2 separate regions of the Mus musculus genome follow, and region 1 is linked to region 2. A link is a contact called in ENCODE POLR2A ChIA-PET data. All regions are on one chromosome and are shown on one strand. The core of a region is the stretch at or near the end of the contact, and the rest is flanking DNA. Distances in the headings are between cores, read along the strand shown. Region 1 overlaps Kif13b (kinesin family member 13B). Region 2 holds the start of Kif13b (kinesin family member 13B).

Region 1 (7,515 bases), core at 2,405-4,904, 36 kb after region 2:
GGCAGTCAGGTCATACAATGCAGGTACACTTACAGTCCCATGTGGTTTGTGGTTTGTGAGTAAGTTGGGTATGAGCTGCAGATGAGCTGCATGTTTGGACCCGAGTCTGCCCCCACAATGCCTGCTAGTTACCGTTGTTCTGCCTGGACTTATTCTCAAGGCCCCTGTTTGATGTTGCCTTTGAAACAGTGGTTTGAAGGTCGGTCTGGAGTCTTGGGAGTTTCCTTCCAATCCTTGATGATGTGAAGATCCAATGCGGCCTCTTACCTACTTAGTATACCAGTGGACTTTCCCAGGAGTGGACTTCCATTGTTCACTAGGCATGTTCTTGGGGGGACAGTGTCACTGTTGCAATCTTTTAGGTGTCCACAGCACACAGCTTTGTTCTGCAGTCCTTTTGACCATCTCTGAGCTGTGTGTGTGACACTGATGATGTTTTACTGCTTCCCAGGTACCTACAGTTAGGATTGTAGTTTCTGGATCCCGTACCCGATTTCCTGTATGCAAAACACTGCTTATGCCATATAGACTAGATGGGGCATGTGGGGTACTATGTATGGACTGGACCCTCCTGGAAGAGTGCTTGGTTTAGCCTACAGCTTGAATATTTAAAAATTAGGACACTTCATGTATAAACTCAAATTTGTTATATGTTTAAACAGCCTTTGACCAGGCCTTCACCTCCTCAGGCCCAATTTGTTATTCTCAAAGCTCTTATATGCCTCTCCCTTTTTGGCTAGCAGTGTAGATTCATTTTTAAAATATTTATTTTTATTTTATGTGTTTTGTCTGCATTCATGTCTATGAACCATGTGTGAATAGTGTGGCCTTAGAAGCCAGAAGATGCATCAGCTCCCTTGGAACTGAAGTTACAGACAATCATGAGCCACCATATGGGTTCTGGAAACTGAACCCTGGTCCTCTCTAGGAGCAGCAAATGTTTGTAACTGCTGAACCATCTCTCCAATCTCAATTCAAATCTATTCTATTCTACTGTTTCCCCCTCCCCCACTTTTTATTTCTCCTTATTTTTGGTTTGGTTTGTTTGTTTGAGGCAGGATCTCACTATGTAGTCCTTGCTGGCTTGGAACTCGGTATATAGATCAGGCTAGTCTTGAATTCACAAAGGTCTGCCTGCTTCTGACTCTGCCTCTACCTCTTAATATACTGGCATTAAAGGTGTGTATCACTATGACAAACCCAGCAGTACAGATTCTTTCCGGCTTCTGTGACAAAGATTATTCTTCCTCACTTTTGCCTTGGGCTTTGAGATTCATTAGCCCCACCCTCATTTTTTCTTATTTTATTTTATTTTATTTTTTTTGTGGTAAATACACAGAATTACAGAATCTTAGCACTTAAGAGCTGAGGCTGGAGGAAACTGAGGATTTCAAGGTGAGGATGGTGATGCAAAGAGTTTGAGGCCTGACTGGGATATATTGTGAGACCCCTCCTCCCAAAAAAGTACCATACTTTTCTTTATAACTAATACTTTAAAAAATATATATATTTATTATTATATCTAAGTACAGTGTAGCTGTCTTCAGATGCACCAGGAGAGGGCATCAGATCTCATTGTGGATGGTTGGGAGCCACCATGTGGTTGCTGGAATTTGAACTTCAGACCTTAGGAAGAGCAATCAGTGCTCTTAACTGCTAAGCCATCTCTCCAGCCCCCAACTAATATTATTTAAAAGGGCATTTCTATGTTGCTGGAGAACTAGGTTGCTGCAGAATCTTATTCAATCTGTGATACTTCATTTATTTATTTTACTAATTCAGTGTGTGTTTGCTGACCAAAGGCTAATCCTAAGTATCTATGATGCTGTTGACTCTGTGTGTGTTTGTGTGTGTGTGTGTGTGTGTGAGAGAGAGAGAGAGAGAGAGAGAGAAAGAGAGAGAGAGAGAGAGAGAGAACAGGGCTCTTATGGCTTGAACTCACTGAGTAGGCTAGACTGGCTGGCCAGTGAGCAGCACAGATCCACCTGTCTGCCTCCCTAGTTCCCTAGTTCCCTAGTGTGGGATTCCAAATAGATGCCACCTCCTCCAGGTGTTTTATGTGGGTTCTGGGCATCAAACTGAGGTTCTCATGTTTGCAAGGCTTGCATTTACTTAATGAGCCCTATCTCCAGCCTCAAACTATGATATTTCTGAAGGTCCTGGCAGTGTTCACCAAAGCGTGTTGAATGAGCAGTTCTGGGCATTTACTGCAGTGTCTTGGGGCAGTGGGCAAAGATTCCCTGCTCTTGAGCCTTCTGACTCTTGCTTACAGAGAGGTGTATGGGGTCAGAAAAACTTGAAAGGGGATTTTGGTGTGATTGTAGATTTTTAAAAAGGGGAGTTAGAATGAGATTCACATGCTGCAGAGTAAGGGAGTCATGTGGGTTATATGAAGTCCTTCTTTCTTTCAGTTTTATAAAGAAGACAGCAATGGGAGAAACTGAGCATACCCCAGTCCTGGAAAACCAATATTCTGCTGTTGTCAAGATGGACTGATGTGATTATATATGTATCAAAAAGAGTTATTTAACAAAAACTTAAAAGCATTCCTAAATTAAAAGACAGATCACTGTAAAATTTTGAATGCCATCAGAATATGATCACTGTGTACATGTTTGATACTATTTATGATAGCCATTATACTTTCTTTTTAAAAACAATTACTTTATGTGAGTACACTGTAGCTGTCTTCAGACACACCAGAAGAGGGCATCGGATCCCATTACAGATGGTTGTGAACCACACTATGTGATTGTTGGGATTTGAACTCAGGACCTCTGGAAGAGCAGTCAGTGCTTTTAACCACTGAGCCACCTCTCCAGCCCTAAGTCTAATTTCTTTAATTTCAACTTTTTATTTCATGTGTATGAATGTTTTGCCTGCATATGCGTTACTGTACCATGTGTATACCTGGTGCCCCTGGAGGGCAGTGAGGGCATTTGGAGCCTCTGGAACTGGCGTTACAGATAGTTGTGAGAGAGCCACCATGTGGTGCTGCTGGCAGCTAAACCCAGGGCCTCTGCCGGAGTGGGAGCGGGAGCAAACAGCCAGTGTTCTTAACTGCTCAACCAATTTTACAGTTCCATCCTTTTGTTTGTTTTGATTTTTTTTTTTTTTTTCCTAAGACAGGGTTTCTCTGTGTAGCCCTGGCTGTCCTGGAATTTGCTCTGTAGACCAGGCTGGCCTCCAGCTCTGCTGTTCATATGCCTCTGTTCCCAAGTGCTGGGGTTAAAGAATGTGTCACCACTGACTGGTTCTAATTTTATGTTTTTTAAGAGCAGATTTTATTTTACTTTTGTGGTGCTGGGTCTATCACTAAGCTATTCTCAGCCTTCAGTGTCGTCTAGGAAAACCCTTCTGGCTGAAAATCCCCACTCTGAGTACAAGATGTATAGTGGCTGAGCCTGTGTGCATTCTTCATCCATTTTTGTCTAGTAGGGTACTGGGCCAGATATACTTCAGTGCTGAATAGGACTTTGGGCCTTGCCATTTCCAGAAGCCTCACATGCATCTTCAGACTCACTTGTATCAGACACCTTGCTGCTGCTTCAGATCCTCGGTCTTACTCTCCTCGGAGCCTTTGATCACCTTTCAGCCCTGGCTGCTGCCAACTCAGCCTGAACTCTATCCAGACTCACTGAGAAACAGTCACACACTTTCTTGTGCCCCCTTCCCCCTCCTCCTGCTATGCTCAGCTTGCAGAAGATTCAGTTTGAGGTAGCCTGTCTGTGTGCCAGGTCTTCTGCTCATGCCTCACGGGCCGTTGGTTTAGCTTCCTGTTTACCCTTGGCCTCCTAGGACTTGGTACTGATCATTACAGAGAACAAACTTTATAGGAAGAGGTTGGGCCTATTCTTCCTAGAGTGGCTTAACCCCCAAAGCACTGGAAAGACAAGGATTGAGGCAGTGCTGCTAGAGTTTAGTAGCTTTTAGCTACTCTTAGCTCTTAGCTGTGGGATGGGAAGAGACAGTGTTGATTGATAAAGAGTAGAGCTTAGACTCTGGGGCTTGCTACCATCTGAGTAAATCTGGAAGCTCATATTACCTCCTGGAGCAGCTTCAGCTGCTTTCTCTGTGAGGTGGAGGTGGTGGCTCTATGCAACACACGGACACTGCAGTGGGCATGGCCAGCTCTTCATGTAAGCACCTGGCTCATGATAATACTTAGTAAATGATAATTGGTATTGTATCCTGGTAGACTTATTTTTAATAATTTGTTAGACTGTGTTGTATTTTAAGAGACATGCTTTTTTGAACATGGTGTGTGCTAGGCAGTGAATAAGAATTTGTTGATTGGGTTGAACATATAGTAGCTACATCAGGTTTCTTTTTACTGACAGTATCACAAATGAGTTATATGTGTGTATTAATCTCCAGATGGCAGGATTGTGGGATTTCTCTGAAGAGCATCAACTGGCATAATGTTGCTCAGAATTGGTTACAGTTGCACAAAGAACTGTCATTCTCAAACTAGAAGGACTCTAGTCCTGATTAGAGGGCTTAGGAGCTGTCAGGAGTCTAATAGATAGGCAGTTCACAGTCCTTGGAAATGTAAGTGATGAATAAAGAATGTAAGTGTTGGATCTTCCATTGATGACAAGCAGCATTTATTTTATAGCTATTATTACTAGTTTTGTTTTTTTGAGACAGGGAATTCCTTAAGACTCCTGCTGCCTTAGCACCCTGAGTGCTAGGACAATAGGTACGTGTCTCCACTCATGTCCTGGGCTATTGATTGGCACCTAACTTTTTTGATCTTGGCAAGGTGCCTGGTAAGGGAAAGGTGAATATGCATCAATAGCTAAGAGTATTGTTTTCACTAATGTACTCAGTGACCCGTTTATTGTGTTTTAGGAGCATTGACCTGAAGAAGACAGTGGTTTTAGGCTTCATGGAGCTTGCTATTGCTAGCACAGTAGGATGTTTTAGACTCATCTAAGCCATGTGAACATTTATAGTGAAATATAGTAGCTTTCTATGACTAGACTTAGGCATAAGGGCATGTCTCCCTCCCAACCACTCCACCAGGAGCTAAGGTACAATATAACCTTGCTGAGTCCTGCACCATGCTTAGTAGCAGACCGCCACAGCATTAGTCATTCAGTGCTGTTGCTAGGGGCCAGTGAGGTCACATCTCTCAGACAAGTACCTGGCTGGAAAGTTTCTCTGGAGACACATGTAGCAGGTATTCTGACCAGATCAGAGTTCAGGTAGGGCCCTACTCAAGAGCACTCCCAAGGGAGCAGGATAGGAGGCTGGTTTCTCCTTGTGAGTTGCTCTCCCAGGAAAGATGTATCTCCATCCGGTTTTGGTTGATCTATGTTTAATGCTGTACATTTTTTCAGTGAAAAATTATTTTTAGTATTTGCTATAACCCTTTTAATGTTGATCAGAAAAATAAATAACTGGGGGTATGCAAAAACTGCTTCCAGAGCAGAAATCAACTCTGGTTTTTTTTTTTTTTTTTTTTTTGGCAGGAACCCTTTTGGCTGATAAAGCCTGTAAACCCCTCCTCGAGATGCATAGGATTATAAAGGAGGCCAGATTTGTGCTGGGGTATAATTATCAGAAATGGCTTTAGAAATGTGCAATAGTAGTAATTTGCACTTACTAACTTACTACTGTGCTAACCAGCCAGATCAAGTGTTGGGAATAATCACTTAGACTTTGAAATTGTGTTGGGTGTATATGATATTTAAAGATATTTGCAACAGGGCTGAGAGATGTTTCAGTTGTTGAAAGCACAGGGCCTGAGTTCAGTTCCTATTACCTATTCATGTCAGGCAGATTCACAACCCTTGTAACTCCAGCTCTTGGGCATCGGATGACCTTTTCTGCTTCTCCAGGCACTGTATATAAAAGTGCATTTTCATATGTGCACCCCCCTCAAACAAACAAACATTTGCAACAATTAGAATGTGATAGGAAAGCAGGTGGGTTTGTTGGTGGTAAGAGTCACAGGCTGTGCTTAAACTACATCAGTAATTGAGGGCTGCATCCGTTTCTATGAGAAGGTCTTGAGAAGTGGCAGTGTAACTCTGCTCATCTGGGTTCACAGAGCATCTCCTTCAGTTTCTGTGCTAAAGAATCCCTGCTCTAGAGTGGGCCTCCTTGGTTGGTATTTTAGATCACAAGTCAGCCATTATCTCTGGGTTGTTCAAATGGCTGACTGTGTTCCTATTACTTTATATGCGATGAGGGTGCTGTGCTTAGGGTTCAGAGGCCAAGGCCTTTAGGATATAGAGGACAGCATGACCTTGGGGTAGAAGGAGAGAAGCTCGAGAATGAACCCCATGTGAGTAATACAAAGTCAGAAGCCTGGTTGGCTATGAGCATTTCCCATGTATTGACCTTTCTAATCTCCATTATTATTTATCTTTTGTAGATGAGAAACAGGCACGGAAAGATTAAGTAACTTGCCCAAAGTAAAAACTAGATCTGTCCTGCTCTGTGATTCCAGACTACTCACTCAGCACAAGAGCACCCTAATGACACCGTGAGGACAGTTAGTGTGTAACTGTAGATGGGACAGTGGGTCAGAGGCTGCTAACACGATACTGGCCAAAGATGGAAAGGCTCTCTGAATGCCAAGCTTTAAGAATAGGTGAAGGATTTTCCAGCCCAGAAATCTATACATCTCAGTTTTCAACTTAGACAAAATTCATGTAATAAATAAAGTCTGATGTTTCTGAGTAGATTTTTTTTTTCTAGCAGTTTCTGTTCTCTTTGTGCCTGTTATCATCTGTTTCTGTTATGACTTCCTCCCTGGCCAAAGAATGCTTTTTGGGGGTAGGATTTTATTATTCTTTCCAACTAGTGTTTGTGCTTACACCACCATTGTCACCTGATTGGATAGGGACTGGTGCATTTCCTAAATGTGCAGTCTGGTGACTCTGTCACGGCCATCTGATGCTTGTACAACATGAAGCAAAGGAGCCTTTTGAGATCTGGTTTATTTTCTGGCCTTGTGTATGAGAATGCATGCCAGTGTAAGATGGGAGAGGCTGTGTGAGGTCAGGGGTGCACTAATATGCAGACAGCATCCCAGCTACATTGCATTGACTCCACTCCTCACTCCTCACTCCCATGTAAATGCAGCATGCCCTGACTTCCCTGTCTAGGAAAAGAGGCTCCTGGCCACACAGTGAACTGATAGTGAATGACAGATCAGATTACTGTGGCCAATTCTAGCTAGACATTTTGGGGAGTGTTTCCCAACCTCCTGCCACAGTTGTGGAATGTGACAGATGAGAGTCTAAGCCGAGTGGATGGGTATAAGAGTAACCTGAACTTTGGGCACTTCTGTAGGTACATGATCGAGTCTGAAGATTTTCACACCATATGCTTACAGGAATCTTAGTGCTTACAGCCAGTCTTTGTAACACATACTTACCACACCTTTCATGATGGGCTTGGTTAACTAGTTCCTGGTCCCAAGTGCTGGTTGGCTGAGATCAGATTCAGCACCAGCTCATGTGATATTATGGGCATTCATGAATTTCACAGAATGTCTTA
Region 2 (7,511 bases), core at 708-3,207:
CTATTCCTGTTTGATTTAGTGTTACTAACATATAGTAAGGGTCATTAATGCACCCCAAATCTGACTTTTGTGTTGGCTAAACAGAACATGTTTGTAGGATAGACTTGGTGCACAAACCACCAACCAGCAGTCTCTGTGAGGCTGATAAACAGTATTTACACTTTGGTTTCATTGACTCACACGATAAATGTCACTGCAGGTTGGGTGACACAGGGTCTCCACTTTACACATTAAAAAAGATGAAATTTGAGTGGCCAAATAAGTTGACCGTGACCACAGGTTGGCAAATGAGTGGGATTTGAGTTAAGTTTGTTTCCATAACCCAAGGTTATGACTCAGAGGATGCAGAGGCTGTGGTCAAGGTTGAATGCATCCATTTATCCTGAAGGATAAGTCAGTAAAGAAACAAGAGGGGGACAAGGCAGTCAGAGAAAATCATCAAAATCAAGGATCAAACCCAGAGGTCTTAAAAAGGAGAGGAAGAGGTTTTCAGATGAAGGGTCAGTTCTTGGACACCGTAGTCTCAATACAGATTGCTAGAGTTTAAGAGTCCTGCAGAATCGAGGTGAGGCGAGGTGCAAACCTTTAGCTCCAGCACTTAGAAGGCAGAAGCAGATGGATCTCTGAAGTGGAGACCAGTCTGTCTACTGAGTGAGTTTACAGACCAGCTAGGGCTAGATACAGAGGCAGGCGAGAGAGGCCTCAGGTCTGTTATTCCAGCTACTTGAGAGGGTGAGACAGGAAGATTGCAAGTAAAAAGCTAATTTGAGCAACTCATGTGGACCTCTATCAAAACCCAAAGCACAGGGGCTGGAGAGCTGGCTCACTGGGCTCTATTCTCTGCCCCTATGTGGTGGCTCGCAACTCTCTGTAATTCTAGGTCCAGGGGATCGGATGCCCTCTTCTGAATTCAGCACAGGCATACAGATATACATTCAGGCAAACATCCATAAACATAAAAAAAGAAGAGAAAAAGAAGTAAAAAAACAAAACAAAACAAACCCCAAAAACCCCACCCATCCAATGAAAAACTATAACAAAACTCCAAACAGGGCCATTGAGATGGTTCAGTGGGTAAATGTTCTGGCTTGCTAGCCAGATAACTGAATTCCATCCCTAGGACCCACAGGGTAGATAGAAGGAGAGAACTGACTCTTGAAAGTTGTCTTTTGACACATGCTCCCACATGTGTACACACACACACACATCCAATAAATAAATAAATAAATAACAAGTACATTACACAGAAGGGGAAAGGCCCAGCACCAACAAGGCAGTGTATGTATTTTCCCAGCTCACTAGCCCATTCCTATTCTTAGAAGTGCCTTTTCTTTCTTTCTTTTTCTTTTTTCTTTTTTTGAGACAGGGTTTCTCTTTATATTCCTGGCTATACTGGATCTCATGCTATAGACCAGACTGGCCTCAAACTCAACAGCGATCAGCCTATTTTTGCTTCCCAAGTGCTGGGGTTAAAGGCCTGTGACACCATGGCCAGTTGGCTTTCTCTTTCTTAATAAACTATCTCTACTTTTATTATCTCAAAAAATAATAAAAGGAAGGCTGGGAATATAACTCAAGGATAGAGCGCTTGCCTACCATTCATAAAGTGCTAATTTTAATGTCCAGAAAACTCTCCACACGCACACAAAAGAGAAGTTAGGTGTTGCGGGATGGACAGGGAAAATCCTGCAACAGATAGGAAGGAAGGAAGAGAGAGGAAGAAGTAAAGAAAGAGAAGGAAAAGAAAGGAGAGGGAGGTACAGGAACAGCGGCACAATTGTAAAACGGCGACAGATGACTACAAGTTCCAGAGAGCGGCGCGCGAATTTTCCCGCCAGCGCCTCGGCCTGACTTGTGGGAACTACACATCCCAGCATGCCCCGGGACGCACCGGTCCTCGCCCCTCGTCGGTCCCGCCCCCTTTTCCCCCACAGCCCCCGCCCGCCGGGTTGGCCTCGGAGAGTTTGTCCGGTGGCCGAGGTAGACGGAGGTGCAGTGAGAACCCCGGCGGTAGCACGATGGGAGACTCCAAAGTGAAAGTGGCGGTACGGGTCCGGCCAATGAACCGACGAGGTGAGCGCTTGTCCCGGGCCGGGGGCGACAGGTGCCTGTGGTGGTAGAGCTTCGGCGTCCCGGGGGTCTCGGCGGGCTCCCTTCAGCGCGCGTGCGCCCTCGACGGCGCGGTCGGGCCCTCAGCCCTCCGCCCCGCCAGCTGTCACCGAGCTCTCCAGGCCTGGGGCAGCTCCGGCCTCGCAGTCCTCCTGTGTACGCAGCTCTTAGGGCGGACAGCCCTACTTTTCGATTTTCCACGTTCTCCCTTGAACCTGCACCTTGTGGCTGTTTGCAGAAAAGGAAGGACATGCATGCCTTCTTAGTTCTTTTCTGGTTTATGACTGTCGAGAGGTTTCCTTTTTTTCCTTTTGCTTGAAGTGATAGTCATCATCTCAACAATAAATAGTCTCAGTGCCAAGATTCTTGGGAAATTGTATCTTTCAGACATGCTCTGAAGTCTGTAGGGAGGGTAGAGAAAGTAGATAAACCCAGGACACGTAAATCATCTATCCAAGTTGGAAAGACTGAAGCCCAACTTGAATCCGGGGAGTAGCTGCTTTTTGCCTCTGTAGCTTCACCAGAGGGTGACTGGGCAGGGTACTTAAAATGAGGTGATGTGTTTGAAAACACTTTCTAGACAAGTCTTGTTATTGAGGTTGCTGCCGCGCTCCCGGGAGATGGAATTGCTGCTAATTGATTTAGACTACTGACTAGCTAGAGCCATTATTAAGTGCAGGAGTCATTTTCCAAGGTTTCTAGTTTGTTTTACTGTGTTTAAAGTCTAGTGTGTAGGAAATAGTTTTTCTGTCTCCTTGCCCTTTTGTGTATGTATTGAGGTAAGTAGGTGTAAAAGTTAACAAAGATTTCTCTGGTTGGTTGTTCCTTGGGAACTTGGTGTCTCTGTTTTCTTGTCGTTGGTTTGCCTACTTGAACCTGCTGAAGTCTATGAGGCAAGCTTTTCCCCTGAAGACGGAACTTTTTAAGCTCTCAGCTCATTGCCTCCTAACATCCAGGTTCTCACAAAACAGAGTGAGTAGCTTAGAAGTCTGAAAGTTTTCAGTTCTCCCATTTTTTGAGTATCCAGACATCTTTATTTTAGATCACTTCACCTCATTGTGATCATTACTGCGATTAAAAAAAAACTAAAGAAAAAAAGAAAACAGCCAAATGAAATCCGACATATCTGGGAATGATTCGGAAAGGAAGGGTTCAGCACATTCTTAAAATTTCCTTTTTGCAAAACCCTTGGAAATGTCAGTGCTGAAGGAGGCCTCTAACCAGCCACCACAGCAGGGTTTGGCACAGATAGTTAGAGCCGGACTCTTCCTTGTTTTCTCTTACTGGGAGGAAGCTACTGTCTTTAATTTGCTATGCTTGTAATTCTGACAGTGGCTGTTACTAATGCTCAGAGTTTTGAGATATTCGTTGAATGATTTCTAGCTGTTCCTTGTATTCCTTCCTTTCTCTTTCTTTCCTATTTTTGAGACTGGGTCTCTGTACATAGCCCTGGAACTCATTATGTAGACCAAGCTGGCCTCAGATTCATAGAAATATGCCTGCCTCTGCCCAGATCTTTGGTGCTGGGATTAAAGGCATTCGCCACAACACCTGACCCTTCTTTTCTTTTTAAAACTTAGGTGCTAAGGATCTGAACTCTGGTCCTCACTTGGTTTTCATCCATTAAACCATCTGAGTTCAACCAACCACCCAGGCATCTCCCCAGTCCTATTTTTTTTTTTTTTTTCATTTATTTAGAGGCAGTCTCTGTGTAGACCAGGGTGGCCTGGGACTTGCAGTCATCTTCCTCCCTCAGCCTCCTGAGTGCATTGCAGGGGTGCACCAACCACTCCTGGCTGAACTCACTTTAAAATGAATGTTTACAGTTTGGCCCCATTGTCCAGTGGCAGCTGCCCCGTAGTCTCTTTGCTTACTCTGTCTTCTGTTTCTAGTGCTCATCATAGATAATTTCTTCATCTACAGGTTATTATGCAATATAATAGAGAGGAATCTTAAAGCTTGTTATTTCTGAGTTGGCATCTTGAATTCCTATGAAAAGGGAGTAACAAAATTGAGCTCCTTTTTGCTGAGTTTGAAAAGAATTCTATTTAAGCATTGCTTCTGGGGAATGTAGTGTTTTAAGGGATAGCATGTGGCTGTCAAGTAGTTGGGTCTAGTCCTGAGTGCTCCTGACTCAGTGTGTATGTGCGGGAAGTGTCCTGAGGATTGACATGGAGACAGGCTGAGACTGGGTCACTGGGTTGTATTTCTGATCATAGACTCTGTTGTTTGAGTGACATTTGTGTCTTTTGAGGGAAGTCCAAAGGTTTCCAGAACTCTTCAGGGTAGGGTTCGATTCTTGTGTGACTCAGTGGCTGGTTGTGCTTAAGGGGGTTCAGTTTTTCTGCTTAACTGTCTGTGGGGTTGGGAAAATTAATTGAATATTAATTGGTAGTTCCTAATTTAATGATAACTAGAGTTGTAGTGGTTAATTTGTCAAGATAAAGAAAGGAAGTGTGTGTGTGTCTATGTGTTTGTGTGTCGTCTGTCTCTCTGTCGATGTCTGTAATCTTAAAACTTGGTGGAGGCAGAAGGATCTCTGAGGTGAGTCTGGGCTGTGTACATAGTAAAGTTGCTTTTTTAAAAAATTAAAAAATTCTCTACATCCTTGTCTGCTAACCAACTAACCTTCCTTCCTCCCGGCTTCTATTTTCTACCTTTTTTTACCTTTGGTGATGCTGGGGTCTTAACCAGGGCCTTGCATACACTAATGTTTTCATTCTGATGTTATGCTCACATGTGTGTGTAATCTTACATGGCCTTAATATTACAGCTTCTAATCATCTGAAATAGGAAGCTAAACTGCTAAAGAAAATTATTTCTTTACTGCTAAATAGGAAGCTAAACTGCTAAAGAATAAATATTTCTTAAAAGATCTTGGGACATCAGTGGGAGGAGAGGCCCTTGGGCCTGAGGGTGTTCGATGCCCCAGTGTAGGGGAATGCCTAAGAGGGAAGACAGGAGTGGGTGGGTGGGTGGGGGAACACTCTCATAGAGGCAGGGGGAAGGAGGATGAGTTAGGGGGTTTCCGAAGGGGAGACCTGGAGAGGGGAAAACATTTAAAATGTAAATAAAGAAAATATTAAAAAATAAAAAAGATCTTGGACTTGTATTTGCAGGTGATGTCCCTTTTTTTAGTATTGTTTTGACATTGGGTCTCAGGTGACTCAGGCTAGTCTCAGACTTGCTGTGTAGTTGAGGCTTACTGTCTTGTTCTGTCAGGCTTCGTTTTTGTCTGTTCTTTCAGATTGTACAACTCAGCAGATTACATTTACATTCTTCTACATACTGCACAGAAGACCGTTTCATATCTTATTATAAATAATCTGAAAGGCCTTTATTTTTGTTTTGTGTGCATGAGTTTTTTTCGCTGCATACATGTGTAATACCATATGTGTACATTATCCAAAGAGGCCAGAAGGGGGTGTTTGATCCCCTCTAGCTGGAGTGCTAGGCTTTATGAGTCACCTATTACTATTATAACTTACTATTATTATGATATGGGTTCTGGGAATTGAACCTTGGGTCCTCTGCTAAAGCAGCTAGTGCTTGTAACCACGGAACCATCTCCTCAGCCTCTCCGAAGGGTTTCTAAGCACAGGTCCCTTTAGATTAGGGACAGTCTCCTTTTCAGGGATTTGATAGTTTACATTGGGTAGTTAAAAAAAAATATTTAATAGGCAAATGGATATTGACTACTTGCCAGGTTTCTAGTTCATACTAGATTGCATGGGAGCTTCAATCAAGGAACTGCCAATTTAAAAAATATGTGTAAGATTAGCCAGGAAAAATAAAACCATTATAAAGTGTTTGGAAAATACTTTTGCTAAAGGAATGGAACAGAAAATTATGCCAGAAGTTGAGCCAGAAGCTCCTGAGCGTGTGTGATAACTCTGTTTCAGAAGGTATTTCCAACGAGCTTAAAGTTGGCTTTAGGCAACATTTAAAGATAAAACACAAAAAAAAAGTCAGAAACTTCCAGATATCCTGGTCCTGGTGGTAAAGTGGAGGGACTATGATGTAGGCATTGAAAGCTGTGCCAGCCAAGACAGACATGCTATGGGGAGAGCAGAACTTGAACCCCTGTGTGTAACTCTATTAGTGTGGCCATTGGTGACTAGAAACCATGTAGCCAGGGGACCAGGGCTAGCAGAAGCTGTGAAAGGAAATGGATTGCTCTTGTGGAAAGGATTTTGCCAAAGACCTTGTTTGTGTTGCCCTGAGTTGTCTGTGTCTTCAAGTGTGCTGTATGGTTTCTGTATGAGGAAATGACTGTCATGTGAGGAGAGATGATGAAAAAAAGATAAACAGGTAGAGCACACTGCTACTTATTAAGTGCCAGGTGAGTGACAGTGACACGTAGGAATTTAGAGGAGTGAAAGACCTCTGCATACCTGGTGATTAGGGAAGACTTCACTGCTCCTGGAGGGCAGATCTGGGTTACAAACATTCCCAGCAGGAGGCCTGTGATTTCCCTGGGTGGGAGGGGAAGGCCTTGGTTCTTTGAGGAGGAAGCCAAGCACAAAGGCACGAAGGAGTAAGGCCTGTTTAGGCAGCAGAGACTAGATTGGCCTGTCCTAAAGGCGGATTCTGCAGGGTTGACTGGAGGAAGGGGTGAGGAGGGCTGGGAGGAGCTCGGGACTCCTGGGGACAGCTAGGCCAGAAGTCATCTTAGGTGGCTGGTCCAGAGCTCTCTAGACTTCATTTGGCCACAGGCATGAAGGAGAAAGATTGCTGGGTTGCCTTGCATGCAAGCTCAGAAGACTCAATAGATGGCTGAGTCCTTGCCATAGTTGAGCAGGTCTAAAACCTACTTGATAGACATGAAACCAGGTGAACAAGAAGTCAGAGGAGGCTCGCCATACTCAAGTAGCCTTGATTCAGAAGATACGGGGCAACTTCAGAAATGGGAAACTTAGAAGGCCCTGTCTATCAAGGAGGAGATAGGAAGAGTTCTCTAGGAAGTGAGGGGCCAAGCCAGGTGGTTTTGACCTTGGTGTTGATCATAGGGAGGCTTTGGATCTTTCAGAAAGATGTCTGACAAATGTGGAACCACAGGTGGCTGAGGCTGGAAATTTCTGACAGTGTTTGCTGAAACAGAAAGTAGTTGTTTGCACACATCTGCATGATGTGCCAATATCCAGTGAGACACCCCCACCATTACAACACTATTCCTGCTGTCAGTCCAGGGACAGAAACTTGGGTCTGTACACAGAGGACTGGAGCCCTTTGCTGAAGGTATAGGCATCTTTGTTACAACCTGTGTTACCATTTCTGTCACCTCTGTAAAACCATGACTAATCCCTCACTTTTCCACTTCTTCAGTTCTGAATGCGGGAGAAGGCACTGATAAAGCTATTACTTAAGGAGATGAATTGAGGCGTTTATTGAGTGGAAAAGGA

The links. ChIA-PET counts read pairs that join two places held with the same protein, here RNA polymerase II (POLR2A).
Region 1: POLR2A ChIA-PET joins it to region 2 with 20 read pairs in Patski. The contact joins the enhancer-like site here to the promoter of Kif13b in region 2. POLR2A ChIA-PET finds 5 or more read pairs at or near these places in 2 of 5 experiments (Patski and embryonic stem cell).

The regions. Positions count from the first base shown.
Region 1 is chr14:64,685,217-64,692,731 of GRCm38, forward strand. All of the region lies in intron 2 of Kif13b (kinesin family member 13B), which reads left to right. Among named protein-coding and RNA genes, the nearest start is that of Kif13b, 36 kb to the left of the region's middle. Within about 2 kb of position 3,655, at least 2 of the 3 ENCODE cell types and tissues checked have a DNase peak (open chromatin) inside an H3K27ac peak, as active enhancers do.
Region 2 is chr14:64,650,584-64,658,094 of GRCm38, forward strand. Kif13b (kinesin family member 13B) reads left to right here and starts at 1,958. Exons shown (of 40, transcript NM_001081177.2): 1 at 1,958-2,073. The coding sequence starts at 2,019.